2 separate regions of the Mus musculus genome follow, and region 2 is linked to region 1. The links are chromatin loops, found by intact Hi-C in ENCODE. Cell type or tissue: left cerebral cortex. All regions are shown on one strand. Links, peaks and the distances in the headings refer to the core of each region. The heading gives the core; the rest is flanking DNA. Region 1 holds the start of Pou3f1 (POU domain, class 3, transcription factor 1). Region 2 has its middle 13 kb from the start of 1700057H15Rik.

Region 1 (16,541 bases), core at 3,100-11,099:
GGTTCCAGCTGGGAGGAAAACAACACGAAAAGGCTACAGCAGCGCAGGACAGGGCCCAGTGTCCATTCCCCACCCACTGGTGGCGCTTTCTCTGGAACCAGTCTCCACCCCGAGGTTCTCTCATTCCAGAACCCTGGAGCCCAACTGGTTCCTGGAGCTTGCATCTCCGCGTACAGGCTCAGCGGCTCACTGTCCTGGCTCAGCACTGCCCACGCGGTACTCACCTGGCCTCGGTGCCCAGGGAAAGGAAGGCGAGCCGGCGAGAGGCGTGAAGCCCAAGCCGATCCGAATCTGTCCGTGCCTGCTGCACTTTCAGGACTGCAGAGGTCCAGCTAGTTGTGGCGCTGAGTCTAGAGGGAGTAGAGGGAAAACCAAGACCTTGGGAGAACGCGATGCGACCTGGCAGCCGCAGGAGGCGAGGCCCCGGAGGTTAGCAGCCGCGCGGTACCGAGCCGGGAAGCCACGCAGCTTCGCTCTCGCTGCAGCCCAGACTCGCGGGATCCTGGCCCGCAGGCAGAGGCGCAGCGCAGGGAAGAGTGCGGGGCTGAGTCTCTGCTCGGAACCCGAGCGCCTCCCGGAGCCCGCAATCCCCCGCCCGCCCCAGTGGGATGCAGGCGGAAATTGAGCTTGTGTGGAACGTGGGGACCGACCGGGCTCCGAGTCTCCCGCGCTGCGGTGAGAGCGGGGCCCACGCAGCCGGGACCGGAGGGGGTGCGGTCCCAGTGCCACCCCCGCGCCACTCCCCACGTGGCGGCCGCGCCCCCGGGGCGTGAATGTGTACGCGGGCGGTGGTGGTGGGGGTCATGAATGAAGCCCCAGCGGCCAATCAGCACTGCCGGCGCGCGGGACCCCGGGAGCGAGACCCAATAGCGAGCTCCGGGTTGCAGGCCCCGGCGGCGGGCGGGCACGGGGGGAGGAGGCCGGGGCCGGGAGGCGGGAGGCGGCTCCGCGGGCAGCCAATGGGCGGCGGGCGGGGTGGGGCTCCGGAGCGCCCAGCGGGTCCGGGCTTTAAGCCGGCGGAGCGCGGCGGCGGGGCCCGCAGACGGAGCGAGGCGGCGGCGGCGGCGGGGCGGCGCAGGGCGCGGGGCGGCATGGCCACCACCGCGCAGTATCTGCCGCGGGGCCCCGGCGGCGGAGCTGGGGGCACAGGGCCGCTCATGCATCCCGATGCCGCCGCGGCGGCGGCAGCGGCGGCCGAGCGGCTGCACGCGGGGGCCGCGTACCGCGAAGTGCAGAAGCTGATGCACCACGAGTGGCTGGGCGCGGGCGCGGGCCACCCCGTGGGCCTAGCGCACCCTCAATGGCTACCCACGGGAGGAGGCGGCGGCGGCGACTGGGCGGGCGGCCCGCACCTGGAACACGGCAAGGCAGGCGGTGGCGGTACCGGCCGAGCTGACGACGGCGGCGGTGGCGGCGGTTTCCACGCCCGCCTGGTGCACCAAGGGGCGGCCCACGCGGGCGCGGCATGGGCACAAGGCGGCACAGCGCACCACTTGGGCCCCGCCATGTCGCCGTCGCCCGGGGCCGGCGGGGGTCACCAGCCCCAGCCGCTCGGGCTGTACGCTCAGGCGGCCTACCCCGGTGGCGGCGGCGGCGGCCTGGCCGGGATGCTGGCGGCGGGAGGCGGCGGCGCGGGACCCGGCCTGCACCACGCACTGCACGAGGACGGCCACGAGGCACAGCTGGAGCCGTCGCCACCACCGCACCTGGGCGCACACGGACACGCACACGGACATGCACACGCGGGCGGCCTGCACGCGGCGGCGGCGCACCTGCACCCGGGCGCGGGCGGTGGTGGCTCGTCGGTGGGCGAGCACTCGGACGAGGATGCTCCCAGCTCCGACGACCTGGAGCAGTTCGCCAAGCAGTTCAAGCAACGACGCATCAAGCTGGGCTTCACCCAGGCCGACGTGGGACTGGCGCTGGGCACCCTCTACGGTAACGTGTTCTCGCAGACCACCATCTGCCGTTTCGAGGCCCTGCAGCTGAGCTTCAAGAACATGTGCAAGCTCAAGCCGCTGCTCAACAAGTGGCTGGAGGAGACCGACTCGTCCAGCGGCAGCCCCACCAACCTGGACAAGATCGCGGCGCAGGGCCGCAAGCGCAAGAAGCGCACGTCCATCGAGGTGGGTGTCAAAGGCGCGCTCGAGAGCCACTTTCTCAAGTGTCCCAAGCCGTCTGCGCACGAGATCACCGGCCTGGCCGACAGCCTGCAACTGGAGAAGGAGGTGGTGCGTGTCTGGTTCTGCAACCGGCGGCAGAAGGAGAAGCGCATGACCCCCGCGGCCGGCGCGGGCCACCCGCCCATGGACGACGTTTATGCGCCTGGGGAGCTGGGGCCTGGCGGGGGCAGCGCGTCGCCACCTTCTGCGCCCCCGCCACCCCCGCCGGCCGCGCTGCACCACCACCACCACCACACACTGCCCGGCTCTGTGCAGTGACCCTGCGGACTGGGTTCCCCGCCGGCGCAGCGGTGCCTCCGGCGCGCAGTTAGCGCGCGCGGCCTGGACTCTTTTTGTTGTTTATTCGGTTTTGCTTTGGATTTTACAAAAAGGAAAAAAAAAAAAAAAAAAAAAAGCTCAGAAACTTTTAAACAAAACCAAACACCCGGGACCGACCCCTCTCTCCAGCGAGCGGCGAAAGGCGGCCGAGAGGCTGTGTCGCCCGAGTCCCGGGAGAGAGCAGCGGAAGATCCAGAATGCGCCAACTCACTCTGGGCGCCCTGTGCCCACTGCCTGCTCCCTATCCCCATCCCCTCGACGACCCCCGCCCCTGCCCCTGGGCTGTTCGGGGCCGGATCCCGGCAGCGGCCTCCCCACAGCGAAAGGTAACGCGGTGCGGGGTTAGGGATTCCCCGGGAGAATGGACGAAGAGAGGAGAGTCCCCAGCAGCTCTCCCGGGCGCGGACTCCCTGTAGCCTGCAGGTCACGGGTGGGGGCTGTCACTTTATTCTTTCCGCGCCTCTTCTCTCGCACCTGGACGCGCCCCACCCCCTCACCTTTTCTCCGGGCTTGGTTTTTTACGGTTTTTATTTATTCGTGGAGCCTCTCGGCTCCTGGGGTCCTTCTAACTCCGCCCGCGCCCTTAATTTAAATCGCTGTATGCTGTATTTATCGGGGCCCCAGAGGGGAGGCCGCGAGAGCCGCATCTGTGTATAAAAGCAGGAAATAGCCAAAGCTTTAATCTAGCCTAATTTATTTTCCCTTTCTCTTCCCCTCTCCTCCTTCAAGAACGCAAAACAAAAACAAAAAAAAAAAAACTAACAAAAAAATTTTTTTTGAGTGTTCATTTTTCGTTTCGTTTTACCCGAGCCCTCGGCTCGGTTCCTGGCCTAGCAGAGAGGGTCTGCGCTCCCACGCACACCCGGGTGGGAAGGGGCATCTCCACCCGCAAGACCGAGCACGCATCGCGGGCCACTGCTTCCCCGCCGGGCCTTGCCCCTCCTGGCCTTAACGAACGAAACTTGGAAAAGTTGGAACTATTTTTTAACTAGCTGTAGAAATAAACCCGTTCCCCCCAAGAACCTTGCGCCTGTTTCCCTACCGCTTCCCCCTGCTCTCTTTCCGGCCCCCGCGGGATGCGGGATGCTGGGGGAACCCTGGGGAGAAATTCTCCAAATTTGGGGTGAGGTGGGAACCATGTAAATATGTGAGATATGTACACACTGGCAGGGGGGGAAGAAACACTTTGTGCTTGGTTTTTATTTTTTGGTTTTCTGGGTTGTTCTCCCTCCCCATCCTAAAGGGTTTGTATGCCCGACTAAACCGAAAAAGATATTTTAATATGGTTTCCTAATTTCTGACCCATCTCTATTTATTTTCTGGATGTGTTTGGAGCTTCCCCCTTCACCATTTCTTCATCTGTTTGTTAAGGTTTCAGCTTAAATTTTGTTTTTATTTTTTATTATTTTCAGAACAATGTTTTGGTCCATTCTCTTTGTATCTTTATTGCAAAAAATAATAATAATGTAGACTGGGAAGTTCCCTTTATATTTATGTTATAGTAAATATTTTATTACTCACATAAACATGTACCCCAGGGCTGTGTCCTGTTCTCTTTACTGCTAGGGCTGGGCTTGATTTGCAGGAAGCGGTGAGAGTCCCCAGCCTGTTCCTCTCCTGAAGTTCTGGGCTCTGAAAGGAAGGGAAACACCAGCCTCCTTCTCGGTCAGTAACAGGACTGCCTGCCTGTTGCTTGCTTGGTCAGCAGTTGGGCACCTGGCCCAGGTACAACAGTCTAGCAAGAATCACATCCTGTTCCCATTGCCTTCAAAGACCAGACCAGGGCCTAGGATAGTAAAAACCCTTGATAACATGGAACCTGGGGTCAGCCATGAATCTGGATACAAGCTGACACTCTTCTCAGCCAAAGCAGCAGATCGCCTCTTCCTGGATTACCAGCCTTGCCTCCCGTGCCTGACACCCCAACCCCTAACTTTGATTTCACCTTGTGTCCCATGAACGGGGTCCAAGCCAAGTTTCAGAGTTATAGGGCAACTGGAAACCTAGTCAGGGGCTTCCTACCCCCAATTGGCTCCATCCAAACAAATGGTACCCAAGCCCACCTAGATACATTGGACTTCTGACAAGTTCGGTCTGAGGTCCATTCAGTAGTCCGGCAGAACTAAGTCCGCTTGGGAGGGAGTCTTGCCTATTTGCCTTGGGCAAAGCTAGCTCTGCTTTGCAAACTACCAGTCCCATACACTCTTAGTGGTGGAGGCATAGACTATGCTGCAGGAAAAGCTTGTCATAGCTCCTGGGTAGACAACTAAGAACAGCAGGGAGGGAGAGATGAGTTTGCTGTTGAAAGGGGGAAAACCAACATTCTGAGATGTTCTCAATGCTTCAGTGGCCACATCACTCAGAAAGTCTCCATACTGGGGACAGGTCTCAAGTTCAGCTCAAAACCCAAGGTAGCATCCAGTCAACATAATTTTTTTTTTCCCTTTAAAACATCCCTTCCTGTTTCTTCCATAGCACAGTTCTTTTCCCTTCTCAGGAAAAATACAAAGTTCTTACTCTGTGGAGCAAAGTTGAAGGCACTGTGGGTTCGGCTGGGGAGAAAGTTGTAGCCCAGGCGAACCTGCGTGCCTGGGAAGGCGCTCACGTCCAGGTCTTGGGAAGCCCTTGGCTCTAGCTAGTGGACTGGGTGATGCCCAGAGTCAGGTATTCCAGGACCCCCAAACCTGTGGTCTTTAGCTGGGCTGGCACATCAGTATAACATACAAAACTTTGATGCCGTCCCATATTCCTTCCTACCCCCTAGTTCTCCCACCCCTAGATTTGTCCCTGACTTGGGGAATGGGGCCGTCCCAATATGGAAGCAAATGAAACTTGGCTTTCCAGTCCCTGCCCTGCCAGCCCAGAGCCTCTGCAGGTTTTGAAACTGGGAAACTGGAAAGGCCTTTCACAGGCCTCTTCTCTCCAGTTGACACCAATTGATTGATTGATTTCCTAATTGTCTGCTTAATCTTGTACAAGAGGGTGGGCTTATTATTGAAGCAAGTCAACTCAAAAATAGCAAAACAATGCAGCCCCCCAAGAGCCAGCAGCAGCTGAGGGATAGAACAAAAAGAAAGAGGGGGAGGGAGAGGATCCTGCACTGCAAGGGTTTGGCTTAATGAGATACCAGCCTGGGATCTCTACCCTGCTTCAGGCAACCTAGGAACCCAAAGTCCTAACCCTTCCACAGAATAGTTGAAGAAAGGCACATCAGTTGTGGGCTTCTGGGTTTCTTGGATGTAGGTCTACCTGCCTGTGCCAGAGTTCCTCAGACTTCGGTCTGAGAAGTGCATCCTTCCATTGCAAACTTGGAACTTCTGAGGCCATCTCTCACCCTTGACACTCAAAGTTATTTCCTGTAATCACAGAGCAGGTCAGTAGAACTTGACTGGTTGCGTGAGAAAACATACCTGCTGATATTTGTGTCTTCTGCTGTGTGTGTGGGAATCCATGACTGGTCCCAGAGCCACATGGTACGGGGGAATCCATCTTATTACTGGGAATCTGATCTAGAGTATTTACAGGAGTAAGGGCCTCTTAGCGCTGGAAAAGGAAGGAAGGAAGGTAGCCATTGTGGTCGTTAAGGCAAACCCAGAAGGCACCCTGTCTTGAGCACCAAGCCCTTCTCCCTCATCTCCTGCCGCAGGTTATACAGGCTTCTGCGCTGCGCGGTATGAAGTCCAAGCCGTCACCCTTTTGTCCCTAGAATTCAACTCAGTGTCCACAGGTCTACCCGACTCCTAATCATAGCTCCCAGCTCGGAGCTACTTGGAAGTTCCTAGACAGGTTCTAGGTCTGCGTAAGAGAAAAAGCAAGGCAATGTGAGCCACCCAGGGCCAATCTTCTTCCTTCCTGAACTTTTCACAGTAGGACTTGAGCCCCAGAAAGGAGAATCACTTAGGCAGAGGGTGAAGTGGGAGGGGTAATCTAGCCCAGCTACCCCCAGAAGTTTAGCCAAGAGGATCTTCCCAGAGTTTCAGGTTAGAGGCAGCTTAGAGACACTTCAGTTCCTCACCCAGCGGTTAGTGTTTCTCAAGTCTCGAGGGCTTCCCTAGTGCCACTCAAGACTCCATGTGGGAGGACTGCCCTCTATTGGTCCCTGAGCTGGGACATGACACCCAGTCATCAAAATGACCTAATTGTTGCGCATGCCCTTCTCCCAAGTCAACTTCAAGGTGATGGCTGATGGTAGGCTTTGCTAGCCAGAGCAGAGGTGAGTTTCAGGCCCCAAAGGAGGCAATCCTGTTTCACACACAAATGTGCTGGTTTGTGGTCCCATCCCTTTCCCTCTTCCACCCTGCCCACTCACACAGCCATGCTCAGAAACCCACTACCACATGCTGCCTCTTTCATCTCTCCTGCCCACACACATCCCCACCTCTCCTCTCACCAGCTCAACAGCTTACACACACACACACACACACACACACACACACACACACACACAGACACAGACACAGAGCCTCACCTACACCACTGTTTGGCCACCCAGACCCAGCTTTCTGGTTGGTACTGAACTCTTGGGAGTCCAGGCACCTGACCCCCGTACTGTGTAACTAAACACATTACCATCTGCTGTCACATTTAGCCAGACCCTCTCCTTTCCAGGTTTCTAAGCATTCACCCCGCAAACCACTTTCTAAATCCATCCCTGTCCGACCATCATTGCCCCAGCTCCTCCCAGATCTCTCTCTCTCTCTCTCTCTGCTCCTTTCCGATAATTAAAGTTAGGCTGTGTGTTTGTATGTATGTGTGATCTTATTTTTTAAACACACACCCCCACACATACATATGCGTGTATATATACAAACACACACAGCAATTAGCTCCAGCCTCCACCGTCATGCTAGAACAGTAAAACCTCGTTATGCACAGGTCCCCATGCGCCCCTGTGATGAACCCAGATTCACCTAGTCATGGGCTCCTGATCTCTCTCTCTCTCTCTCTCTCTCTCTCTCTCTCTCTCTCTCTCACACACACACACACACACACACTCTAGCATTTCATGAAGTAATACCCACTGTATACTCCAAGAGTAGATAACCCACCCCCTGCTTCCCACTTCTCTTCAGAGAATCTTAATGGACTCTCCTCAAATGACCCAGGGCCCCGGAGCACTGTGCTTACAACCCTTCCCCTGCCCACCCCATCTCCATCCACACAGCAGTGGACACAGCTCCCTGCTGAGCCTGACCAGGGTGGGTCTGGGTTTTATTAGGCTGCAGAGACAGCACGGAGGCATATGGTCTCGTACACAAGAAATAATGTTCATGTTAAATCAGACCTCATGCATAACGCATGAGCCTGATCTCACATTATTTTGGGTGTTCGTCAAAATCAGTGTTCTTTCTTGTAAGGACTCCTGAAAAGAAGGGAAAAGAGCGTTGGCTAATTACACCCACAGCCCGGACCCAGGGATCCCAGAGCGCCCTGGGAGCCTCCTCTGCCCCACGTCACCCACCAGTGGGTCCTGTCCCTCTCTCCCACCCTATCTTCCCACATGGAAAGAGGGCTTGCCTCGGGTTTGTAGCAGGCATAAGGCCCCGTGTTATTTTTATTTCTTTTCTCTCGGCTCTCTGTCCCTGGAGGGTTCTGGGGAATAGCGGTGGCTCCGTTGCTCTCTCACACCCGATTCATTTGCCGTTTTATGAACTCCCGGTTGATTCATCGCCTCCCTAAGTCAATGACTCACTCCTGATGGCTTCTCAGAAATCCTTCTTGAAGGACTCCCGGTTATTCAGCTTTGAGCGGGAGCCTGAGCCGAGGTAGACCTGGACCTCGCACAGCACAGTCCCTGCTCCCTTGGCCTGGAGTCACCCTGCTTGGGTTTTTGCAGAAGCCGAGCTGGGGAGGACGGAGTACTCCCTCTATGCAGAAGCTGGGAGGACCTACCCAAGCTGGGAGGACCTACCCAAGCTGGGAGGACCTACCCAAGCATCCCAGCCTGTGGCAAAGCTCCCTTCGGCATCCGTGGATCACCTGCCGTCTATCCTCATCAAAGCTCCAAGAAACTTGCCGTGACTGGGGAGGCAGAGCACAGTTATGGGACCTGAACCGACAACTCACTCACGTTTCCATGCCTCAGTTTCCCGGTGTGACGCTAATGGCCGTTCTGTACTGTAGAGTTGTTTTGAGAATTAAGTGGGATAATGCTCAGAATACTTAGCATAAACGATGAATAAATCAAAATCGTTTTATTCTGAGGCCTGGGTTCAGAAGTTAGCATTCAAGGAAGGACACCATAAGGTGGTGTTCCTCTACCTCTGACCAGGGACCCCACTTTTTCCAAGGACACTTTTATATAATATACACCCATCACTCACCTTACACTTTATGTTGAGTGCCTTACACAATATAGCCCCATTTTATAAAAGAGGAAGCTGCAGCCAGGAGAGTGTTAGCTTAGTCAGGGCAGCAAGATTAGTAAATGCCAGCAATTGGAATAGAAGCCATTATATCTGACTCCTGAGCCCCAGTTTGTTTTATGCTAAGGCCAATGGCAAAATAGTAGTCAATGTTGAGTGTTTGTTCAAAGCAAGAAAAGGAAAGCCCCAGAACGCAGGCGTGGAAATCGGGAATCAAGGTTGTTAGAGCCAGCTAACTGGGTAAAATCTACGGCCCCCTCTCCACTACCCAGAATCAAATAAATCCCAGGAGGCTAAAGAAAGTTGGATAACTTGCCAAGTTAGGAAGATCAGGAAGTCCCCCTATTTGGCCCTCTCCAAGCCTCCACATCACTGAGCAAACACATTGTAGCCAAGGATGGAGACCTAACATCTGCCCAGGCATTCAGCCTCATGGTCCTATCCACTAGCCGTGAGTCTTACAGAAAGTTCCTTAAGTTCTCCATACCTCGGTTTCCTCTTCTGTAAGCCAGGATAAGAACAGCATCAGCCCCACAGAACTGCAGTGAGGACTTGACAGTTGAGAGGATATATAACATGAACACTCAGAGCCTCCCGCATCATGAGTACCATTAAATGTTAGCTGTAAAAAATAATTTTATATGTACAGTGTGTATTAATGCTGAGCTATTGCAGAAAAAAAATGTCAAGTGCTTCCCCTAACACTCCTGCCTTTCTAAAATGATTTCATTCATAAAACCACTCTAGGATAATTAGGTCTAAAATCCCCATCCCCATTCCACAGGTGAGGACACTGAGGCCCAAGGATGGTAAAGGCCTTTCTCAGAGGGACCCAGAAAATCAATGACAGGCGCAGTTCTTAAGCCTAGTGCCTAGTTCCAATTTGTGGCAAACCTGCTCCCCCAACCATGTCTTCTGAGGCTATAATACTAAGCCCTGTGTGGCAAGGCTTTGTGCTGGGCTCGCAGAAACAGCACCCAGACAGAGGCATTAAACTGAGCCAGGACGAGTGGATAGAGGTTTGCTCAGGAGTCCCTGGATCTGGGCCTGATCCCTGAGACAAGTCCCTGAACCCTCAGACCATATCCACTCACCCTTCCTGAATCCTGAACCTTTCCGCCTTTCCCACCCTGTTCAGGACGCTCCTCTAGCAGGCCGTGGCACACTTTTGACCCTAGCACAAAAGATTCAGTGCAGGGCTCACGGCCTCTAAACCCGATGGAGTCCCAAACTATGAGATTAAAAGTCTGACTGAAGCTTCCTTCAGGTCTCCGTGAGTAGTTTTACTGCAACCCTAGCCAGAGGTTAAGCAGAGGTTAACCAGCCTCAGACATTTGGGGTCACCAAATGGATCATTTGTCACCTTGGACCTCAAACTAGGAAGTAACCATTCCTCCATTCACTTATCCATCAGTCCGTTCTCCAGCCAGCTACTCCTCCATTCACCGAGCCACCCACCTTTGCATGCAGCCATTCACCTACCTACCTATTCAGCTACCCACCCATCATCTGCCATCCATTCATCCGATCTTCTTGCTTAACGAATGTCAAGAAGGCTGATGGCCTCTAACCTCCACGCTCTTCTAGCTTTGTCTCATTCCCTTCCTGCCCCTCAGCCATATAGGGTGTTTGAGAAAACGGTGTAGAAGGTAATGATGAAACCTGTTGTCATATCTACGAAGTTGTGTGAGTCCAAGTGCTGGAACTTTCCACACTCCCCTCCTCTCCCCAAAGAAGCTATAGTTGATACAGCCTGTGGCAAAAGTCTAGATGGCCTTAGTTCTCATTTCTTACCCCAGGAATGTCAAGTTCTGGGCTAAATGTAAGGGGTTTCAAAGGTCACTGGGAAGAAGCAGCCTAATAGCATAGCCTCTTTCAAGGCCAGCACTGGACTGCCTTTTTCTATCGAAAATGCCAGGCACCTCTAAACACCAGGGCCCTGCGGGGTGACGTTCTGTTTCCAGCCCTGTCAGTACCGGCATGCGCACTGGGAGCAAACCCCTGCGAACCCCATCACCTCAACTCCTACCCGTGCAATATGGGGGTCTTTGGCAGTTTTGAGGATGTCGCCTGCCCTCTAGCCTGGGTGGGCCTGCTTCTTTGACAATGGGGCTTCTCTGAGCAGCCCACACAAGAAGAAAGATAGGAGATGACGTGGTTGGTGTTCAGGGCCCTGAGGACTCAGCTCGAGCTGCTCAGCCCCCCTCCCCTGACACAAACAATCCTCAGTTACCTCCCCCTCCTGCTCCCCAGAATCTGGGCACAGCTGGAGCCTGCTATGCCCTAGCCACCCCATGAATCACCGCTCTATGGTCCACGGGGGAGTGGTCCAGGGAGCATCCTACGCTTGCTCGGGAGGAGTGAGGGCCAGAACTGCAGCCCTCAAGCAGGCAGTGTCCACAGAAACAATGGGGGCCTGTGGCTAACAGGCGGAATGCAGCTATTGTCCTGCCCTGGCCCCCAACCCCAAGGCCCCAGGTCCCCAGGCCAGGCGGCCTGGCGTGAATCAGTGCGTCAGACTCTCGTGTACCAGGGCTGGGCACACATGACCTGCTGCTTACCTTCTCTGGGTAAGCAGGAGGGTAGGCTGATGGGCCAGACCCCCACCTCTACAGCCAACCTCACAAAGGATCCTCCTGCACAGAATGAGAAGCGAGATGGGACCCACGGGAGTAAAGGCAACCTCCAACCTACCCATCCCTAGGATGCTTGAGACCAGCAGCTCTGAGACCCAAGCTATACATCACAGTGGGGAGGAGACCACATTAGAATAATGCAGGATTAGAGTGGGGTTGCTATAGCGACGTATTAGGGCAATACATCTAGGGAGCCCCAGCCCCTTGGTGATGTATGGCTCTGCTCAGCTGTGGGGAGCAGGGGGAGGGGACCTGTCCCGCCCCTCCAAGGGAGAGCAGACACCGAACACTCTTCATTGGAGGAGAGCATCTGCGTTAGACACTAAAAATAAGCATCTGAGGACCCCGTCAAGACTGAAAAGTGTACCCTGCCAACTGCCACTGTCCTGCATATTCAACTTGATGTCAACTTCAAATCTCAGCTCTAACCATAGCCTCAGCCTCTGCCATCCCTAACCCCAGCCCATGAAGTAGCACCAACCCTCCAGCCCAGCCCCACCAGGCTCCCACATTTGCTTCATTGCTAAGGACTGGTCCCATACTGTCTCCCTGAGTATCTGATGGGACTAGATGTGTGTGTGTGTTGGGGGGGGGGGGGGATCAAGGGTCAAAGAAAAGAACAGAGCCAGACCATAGTGGTCTGTGACTTTAATTCCAGCCCTTACACTTGGAGGCAGAGGCAGGCAGAACTCTGAGTTCAAGGCCAGCCTGGTTTACAGAGCAAGTTCCAGGACAGCCAGGGCAACACAGAGAAATCCTGGCAAGGGTGGGGATGGGAAGGAAGGAGAAAAAGGTTAGGGGAGAACAGAAGGGAAGGAGATGGGCAAGCTCCTGGAAACCTCCCTAGTAAAATCCAGAGTCCATCTTAGGCAAGTGCTCCCTCCTCTCCCAGTGGCCTTTGTGCTGACCCCTGGCACCCCATTCTGTCTAATCCAAGTCTATCTAGCATCCCTGTGTATGATCTCAGGGCTATAGAGAGGCTGAACAGGTGGACCTACTGGACAAAAAGAAGAAGAGCCTGCCAATAAAGAAAGACTCAAAACCAACCAACCAAACAACAGCCAAAAACTTTCCCTTTCCGATAATGTTTGTACAGGTATGAGACAAAGTCGGGTGGCAGGCTGCCTCCTAAGCACACGCTCAAGTCATTTGTACTGGCTTGCTCCCCTCTGAAGCCCTGCATCTCAACACCTTAGGGACATCATGGAAGATTCTCTAGAGACAACACCCATTGCTACATTTACCTTAGAATTGTAGTGAGAGGGGAAAGAAAGAGAAACCTGTTTCAGAACCAGACTGGCTCTCTTGACGTTCCATGTATATTAATTCCATCTATGCATCGTGCGTGGGCATATGTGTTGAAGTGCATGTGTGCAGGGTGTATGTGTACATGTGTGTGCGTGTACATGCCCTGCGTCCTCACTCATTGCCTTTCCAGTTTATTCATTGAGTACAATACTTATACAACCCCCTCAAAGTCTTCTGGCTTTTTGTTGTTGTTTTTGTTTGGTTCACTTCAAGGCGGGTTCTTGCTACGTGACCCAGACCAGCCTTCAACCCAAGATTCTCCTGTTTCAGCCTCACAAATGCTGGGATAAAAGTGTGAGCCACCGGGCTGGTGAGATGGCTCAGTGGGTAAGAGCACCCGACTGCTCTTCCAAAGGTCCAGAGTTCAAATCCCAGCAACCACATGGTGGCTCACAACCATCTGTAATGGGATCTGACTCCCTCTTCTGGAGTGTCTGAAGACAGCTACAGTGTACTTACATATAATAAATAAATAAATTTAAAAAAAAAAAAAAAAAAAGTGTGAGCCACCATGCCAACTTTATCCCTTTTTATGTTTGAAAATAACACTGAGCCTGGCCTCCTGGATGAAACAAGATGTGTCCAGGAGACCCAGCCTCTGCCGCTGCCAGACCCAGACCAAAGCATGAGACCAAGTAGAAAGCCCGGCCTCGTCACTGGTGCTAGACCCCAGAGAAGTCAGGTCTTCTTCATTCCTGATTGAGAAGAACTCCCAGACATGATTCTCTCTCTCTCTCTCTCTCTCTCTCTCTCTCTCTCTCTCTCTCTCTCCCTCTCTCTCTCTCATTCAGCCCACGTGTGCTCCCTCCTCACAGTCAGCCGGACACACACGAATACATTCAGAATGCGTCCACTCTCACCCGTGGTGGAACAGAAGGCTGAAAGGAAGGTAGTGGGAGGGCAGAGTGTGTGCCCAGAGGGCAGTTCCTGGGGTCGGGTGGCAGGGTGCCCAGGGTACTGAGTGGGCAGGAGACCTCATGGCTTCCTCTCTTCTCTAGCCAGTGACCAAAGGTCAGCTCTGGCGGCTTGGCCACGTGCAGTCCACCCACAACCCTGGTCAGGTCATGTGAGACCAGGACTGAGGCTTTGTCAACACTCCATTGTCTCCCAGAGCCCAGCCTCTGTGTGTGGTAGGGGGAAAACCCTCTCCAGCCCAGGCGAGCTGGTGAATCTCCAGAGCCATAATAAGCTCCCAAAGAAATGCTTCCACTGGGGAGTCCTTCAAGCATGATGATGATGATGATGGTGGTGGTGGTGGTGATGATGATGATGATGTCATCGTCGATGCCCTACAGGACCCCATTCCTCTTTGAGACTTCACATGATCCTCAAGAAGTGGTGAGGAGGGCCCTCCCTTGGCATTGAGAGAGGGAGCAAAGGGAGGAAGGGCCTCCTTTCCTCTGTTCTCCTCGGGGCAGATATGCCATCATGTGACCCCAGCCCCCCCCCCACCTCACCCATTCCACAGATGCTCTGGGGGGAAAGAGAGAGCAAAGAAGGCTGAAATATGGCCCTGAAGGTCATCTTGCACGTCAGCATTGGGACGCGCCCCGGAGCCCCTTGTGTCCTGGCTCCCAGCCTGGACCACAACACAGGCCCCATTGACTCCTGTGTACCCTCTTTCCCAAGATGCCCACAAAGTCATGGGCTCATGGTTCCTAGCCACAGGCTCCTGAGCCCCCCAAGAAGGCCAGGGTTGGCGAGAACATAAACTGCACCTGCACAGGAGTCTCTCAAGTCCAGGCTGAAGGTCATGGCCAACCTTTAGGCTTTATCCTACCCAGTCTGAAATGGAGTCAAATGGAGACCCAGGTAGGGCACGTTCTCTGCCAGTTCTCTGCAATACAAAGTCCTATGTTTTCTTTAAAGCTAGCCCCTGACTCAGCCCTTACCACTGAAATGTAAGGCCAAACCACCCTGGTCCACTGTGTCTCTCTTACCAGGGGTGTCAGGTGAGGGAAGAGGGTTGTGCCTGGGGGAGGGGCTGGGGCTGAAGAGCTCCAGAAGGGGAGGGCTGGCCCTGCAGGATGACAGAGAGATGATTAAACCCACAGAGAAGATTGATAAGGGTGCTAAAAAGCTGCAAGTCTGCAAGGTGGGCTGGGGACAAATCTCATCTTGTCCTGGCAGTGCTCACAGTTTTGGGGGGCTGGGCCAGCCTGGCTGAGCTCATGACCCATACATACAAAGAACACTCCAGAACAGGAGGGACTAGGGGGCTAGAAGGCCACTTCCTGCTTCTCCCTCCTGGCCTCTGATGAAGGCTTCTGGAGCTCACCGAGGGACCCCTGCCCCCTTAACACCTGGGCAGTGCGTCCCTTCACCCACAGCATCTCTGCCTCAGCTCTCACTCTCGTTATTATTAGATGTGATTTACAGCGGAAGCGCTGAGTCAGACAAACCGAGATTTCCCCTAGACAGAGGCAGTGGGAGAGGAGAGTCCAGGGGAGGTGGGCAGGGTCCTCGGAGGGAGCCAGGAGCTGGGTATACCAGACTCCAACTTGTAGAATGAGCAGGGAGTTTATGTTGCTGTTTCTCCTACCTGCTCTAGGCCCAGGATCCTCACTTGGGACTCTTGGACATTCAGACCCCTTTTCTGACATCTCGCCTCACCTTTGAGCTTGTCTTGGTTGGCCTCCTTTCCTTTTACAAATTTAAGAGGAGAGCCTGGAAATGAGTCAGGACCTTGTGTCTTCAGAACGGCTCTGAAGGTGGTCCCGAGCTCCCAGAGATGGAGAGAAACAGCGGAAGGGCCCCGGCCACCCCACCCCCACTCTGCAAACAGAGACCCTAGCACCGAGTTCCGGGCAAGTGGGGGGTGTCCAAAGGCGCAACACCGCCTGCAGGAAAAGCCCACATTTCTGCTTTCACCTTGTGCAGAAGAGAGTGGTGGGCAGGTCGGTCTCTGCTCCCTGGGTCTCTGACTCCCTGGCAGGGAGGAACTGGGCATTGTTGCCAAAAATAAACGTTCCTTCTCCCGCTCCCTGGCTCCCGGCTCCCGCTCATTAGGATGCGTGGCGTTTGGCTGCGGTCCCACACCTTGCAGCTCATTATAAATATGCAGTCGCTGCTGGCGCTACCCCAATCATCTCTGCAATCAGAGCTTTTAATTAGGTTAATTAAATTGTATCAAATCTCGCAGGGACGCAGTTCACTGATGCTGATGAGGCAGCCAAAACAGACCCCGGCTCCTTGGCTAATGAAGGCCGCTGCCTGCCTGAGCAGCGAGGGGGCAGGAACGCATAATAAAGGGGTGCGTCCTCGGGGAGGAGCTGCTGCCCAGGCCCATGCTCTGGGGACCTAGGAAAGGATCTTCATCTAGCAAGTTGAGCTCTAGCGGCAGCAGTCTCCCAACCCCAGAGACTATCAGCCTCGCTGGAGAACCAACGATGCGGAGCATCAGGAACCCAGACAGGTGGGCAGTGTTAGGCCTAAGCACCTGCCACCCCAAACTACAGAGTAAACAGTGTCTTGATATCCACTGGCTCTATCTGGGAGCGCCTTACTTCTTCCACAGACTAGTTTAAAAAAAAAAAAAAAGGGGGGGGGTGCGCATGCGCACACGTGCCCGTACACACGCGAGGGGAGAGATGGGGGCGGGAGTGGGGGGGAGGAGGGAAGTTGTCCTGTCACTGCCTCCTTGGTTGTCTTATTAGCCTGTGAGGAGGCCAGGCTGAGGCTAGGAAGCCCATCCCACTGCTGGCCTAGTCTCCATCTGCCATGGAGGCCAT
Region 2 (16,541 bases), core at 4,590-12,589, 160 kb before region 1:
AGCCCAAGAGGTCAAACCCCATCCTTAGACTGCCTTGACTAGGTGACTTGGGACTGAATGGCTAAGGCTCTCTAAGCCCAATTCCCATCTCTAAAATAGAGAGTTAAAATACCAATTGATCCTACAGGAATAAAGACAAGAACTTCCTCAAGTGTCAGAGGAGCTCCATGCAGGGGCTCTTGGCCACTCTCATGCCAAGTTCCAGTGGTGCCTAAGACTCAGCATGTTTTAAAATGCAGGAAATTAGATCTACAGGCTAACAGATAGAGACAGCTGTTTCTGAAATCTATGTAGCAAACTACAAGGAATCAAATCTGTGCCAGGAACCGTGGCTCACACCTATAAGCTCAGCACTTGGAAAAGAGTCGGCGGGATTGGGAGTTCAAGGCTAATCCTGGCATCATAGTGAGACTTTTGCTCTTCCTCTCATGAAAGAAAAGAAAAAAAAAGGGTAATCGGGTGGTAGATCTAAGAAAGCACTGAATTCTGGGTTTGATCCCAACATTGCAAAAAGAAAAGTCTGAACGAGAAAGCTGAGAGTTTCTTTATTACCACATGAAGCAGCAAGATAGAATGGCATTCTTGAGAACTGTGGCTTCTGGGGAGTACAGACTAACCCTCTCTAATCCCCAAACACTCAAATCTGAAATACACCACAACCTGTACACATCTGCTCCCAGACATTTCAGATAAGGGATCTTCAACCTGGACAAATTACACTTCAAGATATTTGTAACAACTATATCTGTGCCCTCTGTTGTTAGCAGAGCTGTGGAATGACTGATCCTATGCTAGTGTGTTGCCCACATTCATAGTGCAAGGAAGAGCTGCATTCAGGGTAGAGGATGCTGCATGGAGGTTTTGGTATTCGTAGGACCCACAGGAAGAAACCCTGTGCAGAGTGGACCATGACACTTTTGTGAGGAACCTGAACTTTGCAATCAGAAGCCTGGCTTCTGATCCAGGCACTATCACTTGTAGTGTGTAGTTTCTACTATGCCATTTTAAGCTCCAGGCAGACCCTGCTACCAGCCACCTCCCTGTTTTCCTTGGATCTGTGGATGAAAGACACACAGACAGACATATATTAGTTTATTTTTAATGTGCTTCTTAGCTCAATGGTTGAGCACTTCTAAGCCTCCTGTGGCTAACATTCCCTTACCTTCATTCCCAGCTTAACACCTCGTTGTTTCCCTCTGCTTAGCTGCTCAGTTACCTTTACTCCTAGCTCAGCACCTCTAAATCTGCCCTCAACTTACTTGCCTAATTACCTTCACCTTGCTCAGCATCCTAAATCCGCCCTCAGTTGTGTTTTTAATCTCCCACCTGCTACCCCAGGCCCAGTCGGGGAAGCGGCCAATGGCCTCTCCACCTGAGATCTCACATGGCTGGTGGCTCTCTCTCCCTCCAAAGCATAGTGAATCCTCTTTCCCCTCCTGCATCTCCTAGCCTGCCTGTGGAAACCTGGAAGTCCCACCTCTTCCACCCAGCCATTGGCTGCTAGCATAGATATTGCTCCATCAAGAACCAACTGGGGAACAGGACCTCAACAATTCTAGAGATTAAAGGCATGTTTAGTAGACAAGCCCCTTTATACAGTGTCTGAAAGCTACTATGTTTGGGCCGAGCAGTGATTCTGTCAATGTGAAAACTGGTCATGCTGAGACTGTCTGAGTTGCCCACCAGATTGCATTTCCAGAAGGACCCATGCTGGTTCCCTGGGTCAGAAGGATTCTTCAGCTATGTTGTCACTCAGAAGCAGTTTCCTCACTCTGGATGTTGAAGTCCCCAGGAGTCCAGCCTCCACTTTAGAGTGGGAGAGACAAAAATTCCAGTAATATGTTGGTCAAAGGGTGCTGATCTGTAGGAAACCTTCAAGAACTAGGACTAGCCAGCTCTGAGGGCTTGCACAGAGCACCCACCTGCACAAATGTACACTAGGGAGAGGCTGCAGAGAAGTAGAGACTGTCTAAGGCCAGCTGACACTTAAGTTGTTCCTGGTTTTCAATGCTTCTCCTGTAATACTTACTGTTCCTCTTTGTCTACTCCCTGCCATGAAGTCTACTGGCAAGATACCCAGGTCTCTCTTTATCTGGCACCTTGCCATCCCTCATCTCATAATTAACCCAGTCTCTATTTCTGTGAAAGGGACACACACCTCATCTCCATCATCAGTTTCTGCCTGACAACCCCGTGCCCTTCTCAGTCCATATCCTTACCACCCCCTCCAAATGTCCCTCTCCCAAGATTGGCCTGCTCCCCTCTGAGCTCCCAGCCAGGCCTTCCTGGAGCCCGACTTTACTCTGCATATTTCCATCTGCAACCATGTGGTGATTTGGTTGAGAATGCCCTGATTGGCTCAAAGGTTTGAATGCTTGGTTTCCCGTTGATAGAATGGTTGAGAAGAACTGGGAGATGTGATCTTGTTGTTGGAGGAGGTGTGTTGCTGGAGGTGGGTCTGAGGTTTCAAAAGCCCATGCCATTCATTCCCAGTTAGTTCTCTCTCTCTCTCTCTCTCTCTCTCTCAGTGGTTGTTGTCTCCAGAAGTAAGCTCTCAGCTACTGCTGCAGTACCATGCCTGACTGTCTGCTGCCAAGCTCCCCACCATAATGACCATGGACTCTAACCCTGGGGAACCACAAGCCCCACATTAAATGCTTTCTTTTCTAAGTTGCCTTGGTCATGGCATCTTATCACAGTGGTGGAACAGTAACTAAGACAAACCAGAGTTGACTTCCTGACTCAAGTGTGCAGCACTTTGGAGCTGAGACCACCAGGCCTCAGATCTCACCCAAGTACCTACACCACACCTAGAAAAAAAGAGCATCAGCCCTCTTCAAATGGCAGTGCAAGAGTGCATACCTAAAAACCCAAGCATTTCCCATCTCAGTCATCTAGCCATTTATATATTCACGCAGCAGGTACTTACTACAGGCTGACTTGTGTGCTACATATTGATCTAGGAGCTGGAGCAATGGCCAGAGCTAGTGAGGAGCCTGTGTTATTAGAATATATGTTCTAATGAGGAAAGGACATACGCAAATGAACTCAGGAAACATGTGGTATGCACAATGCCTATCACAGTCCCTGGAGAGGGAGGAGCTCCAGCATTCTCTCCTAAATTGGGCACTGAGAGAGCCCCTCATTAAGAAGGTGACAAATGCACACTCAAGGCCACAAAGGAGGTAAGTGGAAGCCTCCCAGTTATCCAAGGGAGGAGCACTTCAGACCACAGGAGCACTCAATGAGTTTTACGTTGATGCTGGGCAGAAACGAGCCCAAATGCAGTGGCTTCAAACAGTGCTCTTGCCATTCTGCAGCAAGTCTCTCAACAGTAAAATCAAGGTGATAGTCATCTGGCTCATCCTGGAGCCCCCGACAGGGGAAGCCACATTCTCCACTTGACATTTCTTGGCTCTTGGCTGTTCTTTACAGCTCTGGTCTTTAGTGTCACAAGATTTCTCTTCTGTGGTCAAATCTCTTCTTCCTGTTTTGTATGAAGACACTTGTGATGGCATTGACCCGCTGAGCTAATCCAGAATCATGTTCCTATCTCAACGCCCTTCACTTATTCATACTTCCAGTCTCTTCTGTGATTGTAGGTAACATGCACAGGTGCCAAGAATTAGAACAGGACGATCTTGGGATGCAGATGGGCCCATACTGAACTTGCCTCAAGCATCAAGCACAACTCCCATGGGCATTTGAAGAGCAAGGGAAAGGGTGTGGCTGTTGTGGAGTGTGTGGGTTCAAGCTATGGCAAGGGCCAGGGTAAGTAGAGCCTTCAAATTGTTCAGATGTTAGAATTCATCTAGAATTCATGAATAGACCTCAGATTTCATCAGGTTCGAGGCTGCCTGCCTGTTACCCTATTAAAGTCCACTTCTAAGTAGCTCTAAGATTCTTCAAACTTAACATACTCCCTGGGAACTTTGAATCAAGCAGGAGAGAAACATCAGGCATTTTTCTAAGGATGTAGACCCAAGTCTGAAAGGTGTAGACATTGCTGCTAACCACTTCTAATGTCCGGAGCTAGCCACACATTCCTACCTATACGCAAGGAATACAAATAGAGTCTTCCTTCGTGCCCTAGGGGAAAAAAAAATCATTTTGCAAACCTACAACAGCCTGTCTTTCATCATGACCCCAGGAGACACTGTAAGAATGTTGACTGTCACTTAAGAGAGATGGGAACCCTTTGAACATGCTGGGCAGAAGAGTGACATTTTTTGATTTCAAGTTTATTAAACACACACACACATATCCTTGGAGACATTCTATATCTTGAATGTGTGAACTTGACTGTTTGCATTTGTCAAAATTCACTGAATTGTACATTTAAAACCAAAGAAACTTATTGTATGTAAATTGTATCTCAATAGAGCTGATGGGTTGTTTTTTTTTTTTTTTTAAGGAATCCCACAGATTGCTTTTTTTTTTTTTAAGAATGTGTGGGTACAGAAGGATAGAGAAGCAAGAATAAATGTGGGAGAAACTAGTTCAAAGATTCTTGGAAGAATCTGAACCCAGAATTGTAGTCATGGAGGTGACAAGGAGTTGGGTTTGAGATGGGGTTTGCAGGTGAAAGTCAATAGGCCTTGCACCGTAACAGGTGTAAAAACGTGATTAACGGCTGAGGTTTAAATTTAGGCTTCCAGGTGCCAAATTATGCTCCATTGTTTACTTATGGCCTTAGGTAAGTAGCTTCATAAATCAAACTCGTGGCTTCTTTCTCTGCTAAATGCAGATGTGAATAATGACAGAAATGACCTCATAGGGGTGGTAAGAGGTAGGATTGTGGTGCCTGAGTTAGGGTTTCTTTTGCTGTGATGGAATACTGTACTGGCTGGTTTTGTATGTCAACTTGACACAAGCTGGAGTTATCACAGAGAAAGGAGCTTCAGTTGGGGAAGTGCCTCCATGAGATCCAGCTGTGGGGCATTTTCTCAATTAGTGATTAAGGGGGAAGGGCCCCTTGTGGGTGGGACCATCTCTGGGCTGGTAGTCTTTGGGTTCTATAAGAGAGCAGGCTGAGCAAGCCAGGGGAGGCAAGCCAGTAAGTAACATCCCTCCATGGCCTCTGCATCAGCTCCTGCTCCCTGACCTGCTTGAGTTCCAGTCCTGACTTCCTTTGGTGATGAACAGCAGTATGGAAGTGTAAGCCGAATAAACCCTTTCCTCCCCAACTTGCTTCTTGGTCATGATGTTTGTGCAGGAATAGAAACCCTGACTAAGACAGGTACCATTACCAGGCAGCTTGAGGAGGAAAGGGTTTCTTTCTGCTTACACTTCCAGGTGAAGAGTCTATCACTAAGGTTCTTCCTGGGACTGAGAAAAAGCTTAGTCAGTAAAGTATTTGTCTTACAAACAAGAAGTCTTGGGTTCAAGACCCAGAATCCACATAAAAAGGGCAGAGTGGTGGTATATGTATCTGTAGCCCCATCTTTGGGATAGTGGAAACAGTCCCAGGGAGAGACCTTGTCTTAAGAAATAAATAGATGCTACCTGAGGAACAACACCCTAGACTGTCCGTTGGCATCCATGTACACATGTGGTTCATACCCAGAGGCTCTTCTTTGAAGTGATATCATTTTAAAATCAAAGATCATTATGAGATCTAGACTCTCACAGAGGGTGTGGAGGGTTTCCCAAGGCACTCGGTAGCCAGCAAAAGGCTAGAATTTCAACTCCCTTCTAACATTTCGGTCTTTCCCGATAGGTTACAGATCCACTACATCAGAGAAGTGAGCCTAAAAATGGAAGTTCTCTGTACAGAGTTTTCTCACATAAACTGAGAATGTCACAAAATGTGCTGGGTACATTTTGTTAACTTGATATAAAGTTTCCCCGGATGAGCAAACCTCCACTAATTGCCTCCATCAGATTGACCTGTGGGCCTCTGCAGAAAGAGAGACCTGTCTCAACAAAGTGGGAAACCAAAACTGATTTTTACAGGGATGTACACAGGTACACACGGAAGGGATATTCACATGCACACACATACACACTGCAGGGATGCACGCGCGCGCGCGCACGCACACACACACACACACACACACACACTCATGCACACATGTGCACACACAAACACAAATTAATTGAAAGAAAGCATAAATGCTGGGCATGTAATATCTGTCTTTGAGATGCTGAGGCAAAAGGATCCCACGTTTGAAGTCAGCCTGCAATAAGCACAAGACCCACCCTGTTTCAAAAGGTCAAACTCATGAAACAAACTAGCAAAACAGCTGTAGGATGGCTCAGGGAAGGCACCTGCTCCTGAGTCGTCCCCAAGGCCCACATGACAGAAGGAGAGGCCTGACTACTGCAGGATGCCACCTGAATTCCATGTGAATTCTATGGTACTTATATAAATAAGTAAGTAAGTGTTTTTAAAATGAAACAAAAATGTCAAATGTGGGGTTAGGTATGGAGAAAATGGACAGGTAGCTCAAGAGCTAGGATTCAGTGCTCAGACAGACTTAGTGTTGCCTCACCAGAAACCCTGGCAATTATTGTCTTCTAGAAGGCTCAGTTTCATCACCTGCAAAGAGACCATTGAAGGTCACTGCACAGCAGGTTACTATATTGGGACAAAACTTGAGTCCAGAACTCAGGCTGGACATGAAGCATCCACTTGAAGAGCATTTGCTATTGTAATTAAAATTATACTAAGTGGCTTTCTCTTCATTCTTTTCCCTTCCCTTCCCTTCCCTTCCCTTCCCTTCCCTTCCCTTCCCTTCCCTTCCCTTCCCTTCCTTCCTTCCTCTCTTCCTTTCCTCCTTTCTTCCTCTCAAGTTGCCATGAAAATGATTTTCTGTTTCCCCACCTCCAATTAGATATTGATCAGAGCGTCTGATTGCGAATAAGCACTTAATAAAAGTAAATAAGTTCTGACATTTTATTTTTACTCTTGAATAAAAATGCTCACCACCGTCCTGAAAATGAGCCGTCACATTTTATTTAACAGCAGAAAAAGATTTGTACATTTGGCCCTGCAGGAGCTGAGGAATCTATTTTCATTATAACAAACATTGATTTTGCATTAAAAAGTCTCATTATTTGAGATAATGACTGCTAGGCTCCTTAGTTATTCTTTTGGTTCCTAAATCATTAAAACCCTAACATTTAAAGAGCAAGTGGGGCAAACCTCAGTGGTCCCAAATTGTCACCAATGAGTGGGTTCCCTCTGACTCTCCTCCTGACAGACAAGATGCACAGAGATGCTGGAAGTCACATGGTTAAGCCTAGCTCCGACTCTTGTGTTCCCACAACTCCACCCTCCAAAATGGAACTAATTCTTTAACAATCAGTTCACAAAAAGAAAGAAACGGGTGGGGCATTGGGGGCTCTGTTTTCCATGTCCCCATTCAATCTGATCTTTAAACAAATCTTAATTTTAAAGAAACAGGAAAGGGGAATGAAGCAGAGACAGTCCCCTGACTGGGCGTTAGTGGCCCATCAGTGTTCTCATGGGTAGTAGAGGTACTTGGCCCGGCCAACCTTGCATCCCCAGTCCAATAAATGATTGACTCCCGCAGTGCCTCCTGGGTAAGTTTCCACAGTTATTCTCTCTCGCGCAGAGCATTCGTGCTGCCTGAGACTTGGCTGGACATCTCATTGGCAAGCCACAAGTGACACGAGTGAGTTTTGCAGAATTTCAACCGCATGCGCCGATTTGGATAATGTATTCTTTCAGAAGCCAGGGCTGAGCTTTAAACAAAGCGTAATCCTGCCTGCATATCAATTTCCCCAGGATGTCGAAGAGGGAAAGGAAAAAACCCAGAACTACAGTGCTTTCTGCAGCCGCATCTCCACGTGGGGTTTAACAGTGGGGACGTCCGAGCAGCCTTCGCAGTCTCCTGGTTCATTAACAGGAGCACAAGGCAGGCAGGGGAGAGGTGGGGGGCGAATCATAAAATATGAAAGGGCTTCCCTGGAAATTGGCATCAATGTGATTTATTCAATCCAGATCCAGGCTCAACTATTTGAAAATAATTGAATAGTTGATACCCACTGCCACTTCTAAATGATGGGAACACAGGCTGGGGGAGGAACGGAGGAGGTACTAGGAGAAATTCAAGATGCCCCAGTTTTCTGGAAGGGTGAGAGAATTCTCCTTGGACACCACTCTGTAGCTTCCTGACTCTTCTAGGACATCCTCTCCCTGGGTTCCTGCTTCTGCCAAGTCGTGACCACCGTGTATAAGCATTTTGAATCCTACCATTTGTCCTTGGCATTGCATGTTAAACATTCTTTAGAAGTCATAGATGTAAAAATGTAGATAAACCATATGCGCTTATGGTATGAAATGCAAGCCTAGAAATATGGGAAACATGTTCCCTTTCTCCATAGTCATGTAACCCTAAGATTGCTACCACTAACAGTTTAAAGTTTGCCCTTTTAGAGATTTTTCTATGTCTGTAAACACACATACACACATTTATATAGACTTTAAGGCTTTAAAAAAAATGTCTCACTGGCCATAGTGACACAAACCTGTAACCCCAGTACTCAAAAGGCTAAGACAGGAGATCTTGAATTTAGCTGGATGGGAGTAATATACTCCTTTAATCCCAGCATTGGGAGGCAGAATCAGGCAGATCTTTGTGAGTTTAAGGCCATCCTGGTCTATAGAACAAGTTCCAGGACATCCAGGGCTACGCAGAGAAACCCTGTCTTGAAAAACCAAACCAACCAAACAAAAACAAAAACAAAACTGGTGTGGAGGGTATGTATGAATACATAAGCCAAGCCGGATAAAATCCCAGGAAACAGAAGCAAGCAGATCTCTGTGAATTTGAGGCCAGTCTGGTCTACATAGGGAGTTCCAAGACAGGAGGATTATATAGAGTTCCTGTCTCAAAAAAAAATTGTGTACGTGTGTTTATGTGTGTACATATACACATAACTTATTTGCAATTTTTCATTTAACAATGTCATGAATATCTTTCTAAGTCAGCACATATAACACATTCTGAGGATTATCTCACGTCTTCTACTGCTGGGAATCAAGGCATATCCTGTGGTTAGCACAGGCAACATGACTTTGCCATTGTGTATACATCTAGACATGAGATGTAGGCGTCTACAGAACTCTCAGCACTGACAAAAATCTCAATATGTGACCTGAAAAGTTTTTCTGTATTGTTGTCAGTATTTCAATTATCACACTTAATGTCCACAGACCTATCTGGTGACTCCTACTTGTATAGTAGGAAGAAAAATATATCTGTATAGATTTATTGTATATTAAAGATGTGCGTGTATCTGTGTGACTGTGTGTGCACTTGCACATGTGTATATGATCCTTTTCCTGTGGAGACATAAGCAAGTGTCTATTTACCTTACACAGGGCACTAAGAACCAACCAAAGAAGCAACCCCACCCAAGCCTAGCTTACTGCACCAATGTATCTATAAGGCTACTTAAAGAAGCATAGATGAGGGGTCACTTCGAAAAGCATGGCTGACACAAAGATATTTGATCTGACCAGAAAATCTGTTCCAGTCTGGGTCTTTCTCTTACTCATGAAAACTGTATCCCAAGCTCTCCTTCCATAACCTGTAGGAAGTTCCACTGAGAGCCTCCTCCCTCCAACATTTAAAAAACAAAAAACCAAAAACACAAAAACAAACAAACAAAAACTTTTATAAAGTTAGAACCAGGTTTTGTCGATCCTGTACATTTCAGGAATTTCCTGAGTCTTATGAGAGTTCCTCCTGAATACTACAATTCAGTATGAGAGAAGGCTCTAGGAAGCGGCTACCCAACAGCCTCCCTAGAGGAAAAGGAGCACCAACTCAGTAAGCCTGTTTGGGATATAATGGGCCTCATCCTAGGACATTGTTGGAAAGGGATGCTAATGTCATGAAAGGACTGAATGAAGCTTAGAATCTGGAGTTCCCAAAGGACCTGGGAGAGATGGGAACTAGTAAGAAGTTCTGGGGAGAGAAAAAAAAATGTTAACAATGTGGCAGAAGATGGAAGGAGATTAGCCCATTGGTTTTTAGGACGGAATGTTAGATCTTTACGGATAAAATGTAGGGAAATCCTTTGTAGCTTTTGCTGATTTGTGTGGGGAAGCCACTCTGCTCTGGCTACCTGGAAATGCCTTTTGACGGTCCTGTCCACTGGTAAAAGCCTGTCTCATCTGACAGCCTCTAGACCAGAGGACCCTCCCTGAGCAGAGGGAATCAGAGAGGTCCAGCTTGGAGCACAAGAACCAGCAAAGGACAATGAGTGTTGCAAGCTCTCCAGGCAGGTTCAGACGTATGCAGTGTAGACAGAGAATGCCGCTAACCCCTGAGGAGCTGCGCACTCACCCTGAGGAGCCGGCAGAAACTCTTAGAGGAACACCCACTGCCGAAACAGGGGCTCCTGTTTGGTTGCTCCCCCAGTTTTGAAGTCTTGAGCCTCACTGGTCTCTGCTTCAAAGCACACCACAGCAAACTAAGGCTTCGCCACACCCTTCTCTCACTTGCCCTAACCTAGATGATCACTCAGCCTGTCCCCTCCCACGACCCAAGTGCACTGTGCATGTGGCATCTCAGAGCTCCTCTCTCTCTCTGGATGTCCTTCCCCACAGTCTAAGTTCATTCCTCAGTGACAGAATCTGTCCCCCTTCCCCCCCAGGTCTCCATACTGTTAAGCAGCTTGTCCCCTCAGTCTAGACAGCTCCCAGAGGAAGAGCCCCCTGGTCAATCATCTTTCTGACCTCAGACAGGCAGCAGTTTGAGGAAAGCTGACCTTGAGCTAGAAAGCCTGCTGAGCGCACTGAGCCCTGTCCCAGCCCTGACAACATCCATGTGGTGGTCCTGTGGCCTTGGGCACTAGCAGGTTTATTTCAAGGAGACCATTGTCATTTGCATACAAAAGGGAGAAGGGAGGTCACTGTGGCTATTTGCCTATTTTTTTTATTTTGTTTCCCTTTTTGAAGTTTTTGTTTCTGTGGCAAGCTGCTTTTTTGGTTTCAGTTTTTTATTTGGTCTCTTTTTCTTGTTTTATTTTATTTTATTTTTTTGTTTTTGTTATACATATACATACACATACACATACACATACACATACACATACACATACACATACACATACACATACATATACATATACATTGACAGGCTCTCTCTATAGATATCCCTTGCTTGCCTCAAATTCATTATGTGGGTCAATTTGGTCTCAAATTTAAATGATCTACTTGCCTCTGCTTCCCCTATACCAGGATAGGTTTTTGTTTGCTTGCTTGTGTGTTTTTGTTTTTAGCCTTGCAATAGGATTTGCTGCTGACTTCATTCACAATATAGGTAAACGAACTGAGACTCACGGGTCTAGAACTTAGCCACATCATATGGCAGTTCATTAGGCAAAGCTAAAACTACATTTCCCAGAATTCCTTTCACCACGAGGATCTGGTTGGTGTGGCCACCATAGGTAGGTATGGGAGAATTTGAACATAGAAGTGGAGCTTTGTGCTCTCATTCTACATGGGTGCGGCCACTGCTGCTGTAAGTGTAGCGATCTTCTGGCCTACATGAGCAGACCCTCCTGGATGCCCCTTCCAGCTTCTCCAAACTCAAGGCCAGATGGGTATGCATTTCCTTCTGTGTGCTGCCTTGTGATCTGTTGGTGCACAGAGGTTAAGCAGAGCCCAGCAACCATCTGACGTGTGTCCTTTCAGGGATACTCTGTTCTCGCTCCTCCTCAGCAAACCCTTCTTCCAAGTTTGTCTGAACTTGCTCTCCGCTTCTCCCTGGCCATCTTTACTCAGAGACTGCCAGCCCTGATGACTCCAGGCCTAGAGCAGACTTCCTCCTATCAAGCAGCTTTCTGGACCACCAAGCCCTGGCAGGAAGTCCTGGGATCCCGCTCTAGGGGAATCACAGCGGACATAGGGAGCTGGCTGCACAATTGTCAGCCTGGGATTCCTGTCCCCTAGTTTTGGACACCTTACTAGGGACACAGAGGTGGCTGGAACCTCAAACTCCAGGCCCTTCTCAATGAGGTCACCACTTTGTCAAGGGATCTCTCTCAGATCTACTTCTCCAAAACAGTGATTGAGAGGAACAATCCAGGCCCTTCCCCTAGACCATATGTATTGTCCCCAGAAAGCTCCAAGGGACACTTAAGCCTGCCTGCGTCATAGACCCTCAGTGGACTATGGGGTAGGCACCTTGTCTGGGATCCACATTTCCCTTGGAGAAGTCTATTTATTTCTCCTGGTTCCTAGGCCCTTAACCTCAGTGCTGCCTCTTATGCCTGCTATCTGAGGACTCTATTAATTAGACAGTAAAGATGTCACAACACCACCAGCTCAGGCCATTGCCCAGGCTAGCCCCAAGCCAGTCCTTCCTCTCACTCACTGTCCCCTACACACTGAGCTGAGACTGTGTGCGGCTCACCATGGCCAGTATCCCTGCCATCCATAGCTGTAAGGAGGCTCCACACACTGTGGACTGAACAGGGGGCTTTTGGGACACACGCTCTCCTCTTCCCCTCATTCACTGTCCTTCCTGTGGAAGGCCTCAGGTCGTCACTCCCAGACTCCTGTCTCAGACATTTCCTTCTGAGAAAAAGGCCGCAGTTAGGCTGTGGAAACAGATGGATCTGAGTTAAGTTTCTTGCTCACCACTCACTAGCTCTGTGACTGTGGAGACACTGCACACTCTCCCTGAGCTTTAGGCACTGTGGTTTGAATGAAAACGCCCCCCCCCCTGTATAGGGAGTGGCACTATTAGTGGGTGTGGCCTTGTTGGAGTGGGCGTGGCTTTGTTAGAGGAAGCATGTCTCTGGGGGTGGGCTTTGGGGTCTCAGATGCTCAAGCCAGTCCCAGTGTCTCACTGTCTCTTCCTGCTGCCTTTGGATTGGGATGGCAGAGCCTCTCCAGTACCATGTCTGCCTGCATGCCACCATGCTTCCCACCATGGTGATAATGGACTAATCCTCTGAACTGTAAGTAAGGCCCAGGTCAATGTTGCTGAGGCCACAGCATCTATTCACAGCAATAAAACCCTAACTAAGACAAGCACTTCAACTCTAACGTGAGGATATTAACTCAATAGGTACACTGTGATGGTTCAGTAAAGTGCAATGTATGAAGCACAAAGCCAGCGCCTGACACAGTGTAATGTGCCTTTTTAATGGAAGTCATTATTCCTGTCGTTAAGATGGCTATTGGGATTTTTAAAAATCATTATGGCCACTAACCTATGTGCTCCATATGAGTAGGGACTGTGCCTGACTTGTTTTCTCTACTACCTAAAATGGTGCTTCGCATATGATAGCACTCGGTGACTACTTGTTAAATGAATGAATAAGTGTCTAATTGCTGGGCTGCGGAGATGGGCTCAGTGGGTAAAGTCCTTGCGGTACAAGCATAAGAACCTGAACTTAGATCTCCAGCGTCTATGCAAAAAAGCAGAACACTAGCATGTATCTGTGACCTAGACACTGGGAGACAGAGACAGCAGGGGTTAGGGGGCTTGCTGGCAGCCAGCCTAGCCAATCAGTGAGCTCCAAGTTCAATGAGAGACACTGTCTCAAAACATACAGTGGAGAGCAATAGAGAAAGATGTCTTATGTTGACCTCTGACCTCCACTATTTACCCATCCACATATATCATGCACACACACACACACACACACACACACACACACACACACACATACACACACACATCTATAACTGCACAGTTTGTGTTTCTGATAAAGTAGGCAAGAAACCTTTCTATCAAGGATGTCCTGTGACATCTTCAAATGTTTTAGTTGACCATCTACTGACTCCCGCCCCACAAACAACAACCGTGCTATGATTCCTCCGTGTGCCAAGGACATGCACGCCTGCCAGACGGCAAATCTCGCTACTACATGTACAACATGTACCTCTAAACACTGCACCTTTGGGCAGCTTGGACTCAGCATGCAGACCTCTTTCACGGCAGGACACAAATAGGGTTCACCCTGATTCAATAGCTCACCTTCACAGGTGGAGAAACTGAGGCACGGGAGTTTAACTCACTTTCCTGTAGTCTGAAACTAGGCTTCAAAAATTTACCCAATGCCTGCCATGTCCATCATAGACAACCCATACACTCTACGAGGTAGCTATTAATAGGTACATATACCGCGGAGGCTCAGAGTGAGTATCTTGCCTAAAAGCACACAGCTAATACAATTTTATAATGCATAGTAGTTTCTAAAATTGGCACAAGAGTTACACGGAGTTCTATCTCAATTGCCTCTGAGTGCTGCCCAGTACAACCATTTTTGCCTAACTAACACTTGAGTTTGAGAATCGATGTCAGGATATAAAATCATTCTACCGCTGAGCCCTGTAGGTCTTCGGCTGCCCCCTGGCCCAACAGAGGCAAGAGAGAGGATTTGGAGTATCCACATAATGGCAAGTTCCTGACATTGTCTACAGCCCTTATACATGAGCAGACGCCATTATGGGATTGGCTTAATGAGTAGCTTATACAAGGAATCCTGCACAATGACAGGCATGCAGCAGGTGCACAATATGTGTGTGTGTTAGATTTAACTCTGAAAAAAAAATCTAGTTCTCTCCTTAAAAACACATCACACAGGCATCAGGGACCCTCAGTGACAGGACAGGTGGGATCTGGGCTCTTACAGACTGTTGTTCAGGTCAAGGAAACACACAATGAGCAGATAATCAAATAATTAGTGCATAAGAAGAGGCAGGCAGTGCTGTGTGTGATGAGAAGAAAAACCCAGTAGAGAATGGGAGACAGCAAGCATCTTCCCAGGAAGATGTCTCATGGGAGGTGACCTTTTAGCAAAGAACTGGTCTAGCCTAGGGAAATGGGTCCACAGGCTCACAACGGGATAAGGTCAAAGTTGCTAAAGTTCTGTGTCCAGATTTAACGGGAGCCTGCTGTGACAGTTGTATAAACCTTAGGACCCAGTCCACCTAGTGCCACGGCCAATGGTTTGTGTCCCTTGGCACAGCTTATATGAGAGGGGATAAAAAAATCCAGATATCTGTGATGGTAGAACACAGAAGGTTTGAATAAGGGAACTCGGTTCATGAGCATGCACCTCTGTGTGTGTGTGAGTGTGCATGTGTGTGTGTGTGTGTGTGTGTGTGTGTGTGTGTGTGTGTATGTATGTGTGCGCACACGCACACAAGTGTAGACACGGGACTATGTATCTGCAGCACCAGGGGAATGAGGTGTTGGTAATGGAGGAGAGAGTCAGGACAGTGTTATTTGTGTGTGCCTCTAAAGCCCAGGGGACTGACCTCTGTGTGGGCAGTGAGGTAGAAGACCAGTTAGCCACAAGCAAAGTTGAGCAAATGAAAACTGAATGTCCTTTTTCCCAGCTGTGCCTCTGCTCCCCGCCCCTCTGGATCCCAAATGTCCATGTTTATCCCTACTTCACAAACTGCCTGACAGCAAGTACAATGTTGTTTCAGTCTCTAAGGGTTGCCTAGGTGCCAGGGTCTGGCCACTTCTCCATCCTCAGGTCACTGCATGCAACTTTGTAAGGTGGAGATTCTCTGGTTTTGCAGGTGGGAGCCATGGCTCACCGTGGGCCCAGCTTTCAGAGCAGTCTCCCTCTCACCCCAGGCTGCTGCTCACTGGCACAGCTGAGATTCTCCCCCTGCCTAAGCCGTGCCTCCCACGTGGTCAGCAGTAGGGCTCCTCCAAGGCTCCAGACACAGTCATGCAGTTATGGGGATTGATAACCAAATCCCAGCATCCTCTAACCCCCTCCCTACTGGCCTGTGCCCACCCTCCGGATGCAGCAGGAGCCAGGCTGGGCACTAATTTACACTTGTTTAACTACAGCTGCCGCCCACCAGCCATGTGTCTATCCACCATTTATTGCGCTTTCCAAAGCCCTGCCCGGCACTCAGGGGCATTTCCTGCCTGCACTAATGGAGGAGAATAGACGCATTATATGTGAATAATGGATTATGATGATACAATTTGGGTCTCTTAGCTCTCACCGAACCTAGGCTGGCCTTGCATTATTGATAACTTACACACACCTTCCCAAGCGTGTTTATGTAAATATTTAATAGGGAAAGCAAGTTAACCCATTGGTTTCAGCCTTTTCTAGAGCACTGGGGTTTAAAGGCTACGAGGGTTTACTGGGGGACCCTGGGCAGATGGAGACTGTGAGTTTGATCCCTTTGGGAAAACCAGGAAATTCCTAGGGCATTTATGTGGCTGAGATTTTCCAAGAATGGAAAGCGAAGCATGGGTCAGCCCAGCCACGAAAGACATGCCTCTGGTCTAAAATGCTGCCATGAGGGACATCTAATGCTGGACCACAGCCAGGGCAAGTCCTACCACCAAATAAATCAAGCCACTGCCTCCGACATACGTTACATGGCTGGTTTCCTGGCTTTTCACTCGGGCTCCACGTTTCACACTCCATTTCCTGATGGAAGGCAGTGCTTTATAGACCTTCCCCTACCACTTGCTGGACAGCGAGCTCCTTAATCTCTCTGAACATTGGTTGTCACATCTGTAAAATGGGGAAAGAGTGTGCTTGCCTCCAGGATGCTCAGGGGTTTG

Evidence for each region. Hi-C counts contacts between places; a loop is a spot of excess contacts. Peaks named below come from ENCODE experiments on the same cell type or tissue, not always from the same donor. Only the 100,000 strongest peaks of a DNase experiment are listed, where the experiment ranks them.
Region 2: a loop joins it to region 1, with 3 times the contacts of the local background. A loop is called at or near these places in 1 of 42 quality-filtered maps.

Annotation. Positions count from the first base shown.
Region 1 is chr4:124,656,616-124,673,156 of GRCm38, forward strand. Pou3f1 (POU domain, class 3, transcription factor 1) reads left to right here and starts at 1,031. Exons shown (of 1, transcript NM_011141.2): 1 at 1,031-4,040. The coding sequence starts at 1,092. The coding sequence ends at 2,441. Gm38545 (predicted gene, 38545) reads right to left here and starts at 11,577. Exons shown (of 4, transcript NR_168615.1): 1 at 11,428-11,577; 2 at 9,354-9,488; 3 at 8,019-8,618; 4 at 7,679-7,863. It overlaps Gm2164 (predicted gene 2164), which reads right to left and starts at 872. Exons shown (of 11, transcript NR_168006.1): 1 at 225-872. In left cerebral cortex, for the core only: a CTCF peak has its summit at 6,588 (motif pointing left); DNase peaks (open chromatin) are centred at 3,454, 6,605, 6,855, 7,851 and 1 more place; H3K4me3 peaks cover 1,300 bases.
Region 2 is chr4:124,490,591-124,507,131 of GRCm38, forward strand. No RefSeq gene overlaps it. Among named protein-coding and RNA genes, the nearest start is that of 1700057H15Rik, 13 kb to the left of the region's middle. In left cerebral cortex, for the core only: no CTCF peak of the experiment used is centred there; DNase peaks (open chromatin) are centred at 7,683 and 8,084; H3K4me3 peaks cover 405 bases.